2 separate regions of the Homo sapiens genome follow, and region 1 is linked to region 2. The links are chromatin loops, found by intact Hi-C in ENCODE. Cell type or tissue: endothelial cell of umbilical vein. All regions are shown on one strand. Region 1 overlaps JADE2 (jade family PHD finger 2). Region 2 has its middle 2.7 kb from the start of LINC01843.

What was found. A loop is a pair of places that touch in the nucleus more often than their neighbours do. Peaks named below come from ENCODE experiments on the same cell type or tissue, not always from the same donor. Only the 100,000 strongest peaks of a DNase experiment are listed, where the experiment ranks them.
Region 1: it touches region 2 in a loop (2.8-fold over the local background); 2 of 110 quality-filtered maps call a loop at or near these places.

The regions. Positions count from the first base shown.
Region 1 is chr5:134,567,440-134,569,939 of GRCh38, reverse strand. The region is part of intron 9 of JADE2 (jade family PHD finger 2); the gene reads right to left. Among named protein-coding and RNA genes, the nearest start is that of JADE2, 43 kb to the right of the region's middle. In endothelial cell of umbilical vein, no CTCF peak of the experiment used is centred here; DNase peaks (open chromatin) are centred at 979 and 1,749; H3K27ac peaks cover 2,179 bases.
Region 2 is chr5:134,502,624-134,505,123 of GRCh38, reverse strand. No RefSeq gene overlaps it. Among named protein-coding and RNA genes, the nearest start is that of LINC01843, 2.7 kb to the left of the region's middle. RefSeq lists an enhancer at 1,317-1,656. In endothelial cell of umbilical vein, no CTCF peak of the experiment used is centred here; a DNase peak (open chromatin) is centred at 1,543; H3K27ac peaks cover 1,800 bases.

The DNA of each region.
Region 1 (2,500 bases), 65 kb before region 2:
GACCTGGGAGCAGCTGGAGGTGGTGACTGGGCTTGGGTGAGGCAAGGGCACTAATGGGTTGGGGGAGCCCTAGAGATGGAAGGCACAGGGGCAGAAGAGCCAGAGGTCTGCAGGCTGGAGCTGCCCAGGACAAGGTTGGCTTTGGTGGGAGGCCAAAGGGACCACCATCCAGGCACTGAGGCCAGGACCCACTTCCTTCTGAGCCTTTCCCTCCTTGGGAAGTTGTCCCATATCATCCTCTGGGCAGGTGTGTGTCTCAGAGCCGCCTCCACCCTCTTGGCCTCCTCCTCAGGCCAGGTCAGGCTCCCAAATAAACTCCTGGTGACCAGAGCCAGAGCCACAAGCAGCAAGTCCCTGCACAGCCTGCTTGTCAGCACGGTTGCTAGGGGACACCAGCCGGCACTTGTCGGGCTGATCAACAGTGCTGCGATTTTTGTCAGCCGTAAATAACTCTGGGAGGCTGCAGTGGCCATGCCTTCCGAGCGTCCGCTGGGGCCGAGGCCCAAGGCTGAAATTTTAGGAAAGCACATCTGGTTGACCATAAAATGGGATTTCATGCCGGCAGCAGCCCCGGCTCCTGTTTCTCTCAGCAAAACCCCTGCCTGGCTGAGGAGGAACGAATCAATCTGGGAGGATGCTGGGTTCCCAGGCCCTAGCACTGGGCCTGCCCTTTTGGTCCTCTGTGGAGCCCACCCTCAGAGCGCACGGGCTGGCCTCCCTTCTTCTAAGAGCCAAATGCTGAGGGGCCAGGACAGTAACAACAATCACGGCCAACAATGGAGGGCACTGTGCTAAGCTTTGTCCCCCACATGCACTGTGACCCCAAGGTCAGTCTGATCCTTATTCCCATTTTACAGACAAAGAAACTGAAACTCAGAGAAGTAGAAACTGAAACAAAGAAGGTATAGAGCTGGGAGTGCAGGAACTGGATGCAAAGTCAGGCTACCAAGGCCTCGACCTCAAGCCCTGCCCCATCTTCCGATGATTCCTGCCCAGGCTGGCTTAGTGCCCAGTTACAGGCTGGATACTCCCGGCTGCTGGCACTGGGCCACGGTCCGAGACTGGGCCCGCTGGCCAGGCCACCAACCACCATGGGCCTTTGCAGAAAGCCTGCCCCGTGGCAGGGTTCTTGTCGCTGTTCATTCACCCAAGTTGCAAATGTGTGACCTGGAAAGGCCTTGAGGCTGGGCCGCTGATGGGGGTCAGCTTGGCTCATGGTTGTCCCTCCTCGGCCCTGCCAGGGCTGTGCATGCCCCTGCCCTCATTGAAGCTGGTGCCCGCCAGCCCAGCTTGGTGGCTGCTCAGAAAGCAGCATTTGACAGGGCCCCCTGAGCCGTAAGAGGCTGCACATACTTCAAAATTGGCCCTGCTTCCTCTTCCCAGAGGAGGAGTGGGACGGTTCACACCTGACTCTGGAGTGTTCTGGCTCCCACTGCAGGAGTCTCTGCAGCAGCTCTCATTCCCCGGAACCCCAGAGCCCGCCAACCTCAGCCCCAGGCTCCACCTGAACCAGCCAACACTGGGGTGGGAAGATTAGGGGACTGAAAAAGGGATGCTTTTGCCCAGGAAATTTACAGAATAGAGAATAAGCCAACAACTCCTTTTCTGCCCCCGACTGAGGTCCAAATTCAAGCTCAAAACCCTTGGAATGGAGTTCCTCTAAGACTTCCTGTTATTCGTCTCTCCGAGCCCCAGTTTCCTCATCTGCTCAGCAGGGCTGGGAGGATCTTCCTCAAGTCTCTTTTTCCAGGATGATGACTACATAAGTGAGTCAAGCCCTTGACCTCCCTGGACAACCCAGCCAGGGACAGACACATGGGCTGACCAGCACAGAACAGAGAGGTCAGTTCTGAGGGGTTGTTTGGGAAACAGTAGGAGTAAAAGCAGGTGTTTCCACTGGAGATCCAGCGGGTGGAGACATGGTGGCCTAAAGAAGACTCTGGAAGCAGCTTCGGTCCCAGAAGGTCTTACACCTGATGCCCCTGCCACATGTGACAGGAGGCTGGGCTGGCCAGGAGGTGGTGGCTGCAATGTAGGTAGCCTTGCCCTCTGTCCTGGCTGGAGCCAGGGACATCTGGTTCCTCCCACCTCCACCTCTTCCTTCTGGCCTGGTGGCAAGCTGGCTGCCAGGCAGTGAGGGCTCTCTGGGGGCAATAGGTCATTTCCCTCTTGAGCAGGCAGCGCAGATGAGTGGGAAGGAGGGGATTGGGGAAGCTGGGTCCAGTGCCCCTTCCCTGACAGTACAACACCCCTGGAGATGTTCTACCCATTTTACAGCCTTGCCCACTGCGATGCAGATAAGAAAAGCAGGCGCCTTGGGTCACACAACGTTCCCTGCATGCTCCTGCCCAGGGCTATTTCCTGACAGGACCCAGGGAGAGGGTGAGCATGTATGTCTGAACCCAGGGGAGACACTGTGACACGGTCCCATATGCTCTGGAACCCTAGAAATGTCCCAGAGAGGAGAGACCAGAACAGCCTGTGGGGTTCAGAGGACTGG
Region 2 (2,500 bases):
CCGTGCCCAGCCTACAAGATGCTTTTTAAATTAAGGGCTTCATGAAGAATTTCGTGGTTCCCCAGAAAGTGTAAGGAATGTTTAGGGTTTGGCTAAGCCTGGCTTTGAACCTGATGCTAATAGGGGAGAAGGCATCTTTAGACCTGACCTGAATCCAAGTCAGGGGTCCAGTCAGTTGCCTGGCACAGCTGGGTTGGTCTCTTTTCTCAGAGACATCTATCGGCTGTGTTACTGAGGACAGCAAGTTGAGGGTTGCCCCCACCCCAGGAGCACAGCCCATCACTGGCCCTATTGGCCCTTCATAGGCGTGGTCCTCTGCTAAGGATGGTTAAATTCTGCCAAGCTCCCATCGTCCCCCCCGTCAAAGGGGAAGAGGGACATTATGCATGGTGCAGCATGGGGCTTGTGGTCCTCTGTCTGAACCTTGAGCATGGCACCCATGCTGGGTTGGGGAGGTACATACAGAGACACCCAGGGGCATCCTTGGAGAAGGGCTGTCTTTGCTCGGAAAGTAAATGCTCATTTCTGCTCTGTAGCAAAATCCTGCTATGTATCCAATTTCCTCCTCAAGCCCTCGACAGATTTTCCAAATGGTCTCGAGGGGTTCAGCATTCAGACTGTAGGTAGTCTGGGCTTTGCTGGGCTTAGGGACTGTGTCCTCATGATCCCTGGTCTGGGAACATGGTCTCCAAGCCTAGCAAACCCCAGACTTCTTAGTATTCTCTGGATGTCCCTATGCAGCACCAGGAAGAAAGAACAATTTCTCCCCCGACCCTACTCTAGACTTCTCTGCCAGTCTCATCCCTCCCTTGCTACCTGTGGGCTTCCTGAGCCCTCAACCCTCAAAGCCACAGTCTAACACAGTTAGAGTTAATGCCAACTGCACCTCATGGTAGCTGTGTGACCTTGGGCAAGGTACTTATCCTCTCTGGGCTCCATTTGCCTTCCCCATAAAATGAAAATGATGATAATCCTTAACTGAAAGAGTCATTGTGAGGATCAGATGAGATCATTGAAAGGCTGGCACGTCGTCAGTGCTTAATAAACAACAGGTGGTATGGTTATCATTGTCATCTGTGGATAACTGTCTTTAACCTGGACCTCCTTTTCTGCCCCTCTCCTCCATCTCCCTAAATCCAGACTTGTCACCTTCCTAAAGCCCCTGTGGCCAGAACTGGGGTGGCTGGTCAGGTCCTTCTCCCAGGCAGGCAGGAGGCAGGGAAGTGTGTCTGAGCAGCCTGCATCCCTGGTAGAAAAGATAAAACGGGTCTTCGGAAGCCGGGGTGCTCCCACTTTGGTCATCATTCATACTCCTAATTTAAGAGGATTTCAAGAATCAGCATTTCTGTGGTAGAAGCCAAAGCCAAAATACAGAGAGCGCGAGAGAGTCATTGAAGGCCACAAAGCAAGTCCAGGCCAGAGCAGGGTGAGAGTCTTGGTCAACCTAACATCCAGCGCTCCTCCCCATCTGACTCAACAGCTCTCATTTCTCTAGAAGCCTCATTCTGAAGCTTTCCTGTTCAGAGAAAGCAGCAAACAAAGCGCAGAGCCAGCCCCCTGGGCCTGGAGCCCTGAGCTCCCTGGGCAGACCCACAGGCTGACAGAGACGTTACCGGAGTTGATGATTCAACTTCCTGCCTTTTGAGAGCTCCCAGACCACAGAGGTTTTCCTGCATGGAGGAGGGGGCATCTCCTTGCAGAGGGCCAGCCCCAATGGGACAAGGCCCTACCACAAACCACAAGGACAAGGCAATGCCTGGAGGGGGCCCTGGGGGCCACACCTGAACCCTGGCCAGCTGGCTCCTGAAGCCTGGCCCTCTCTGGGTTAATGATTACTACCTAGGGTGACCAACTGTTCTGTCCTGGTTTGCCTGGGACTGTACTGGTTTTAGCACCAAAAAATCTAAAGCCTAGGAAACCCCCATTCCTGAGCAAACCAAACAGTTCGCCATTCATACCACCCGTATGGTAGGACAGGACTTACAGCCTCAGTGATTATGGGGAATCTGAGCCCCAGGATGGCACATTCTACAACAGAGAATTGGCCAACTGTGGCCTGAAGGCCAATTCTGGCCCACTACCCATTTTTGTATAGCCCATGAGCTAAGAATAGTTCTTACTTTTTTTTTTTTGAGACGGAGTCTCACTCTATTGCCCAGGTTGGAATGCAGTGGCACAATCTCGGCTCACTGCAGCCTCCGCCTCCCGGGTTCAAGCGATTCTTCTGCCTCAGCCTCCCGAGTAGCTGGGATTACAGGCATGGACCAAAATGCCTGGCTAATTTTTGTATTTTTAGTAGAGACAGGATTTCACCATGTTGGCCAGGCTGGTCTCAAACTCCTGACCTCAAGTGATCCGCCTGCCTCGGCCTCCCAAAATGTTGAGATTACAGGTGTGAGCCACCGCGCTCAGCCAGATATGTAAAAATTATGTGAAATTCAAATTTCAGCGTCCATAAATAAAGGAATACAGCCACACCTGTTCATTTACATGTTTCCTC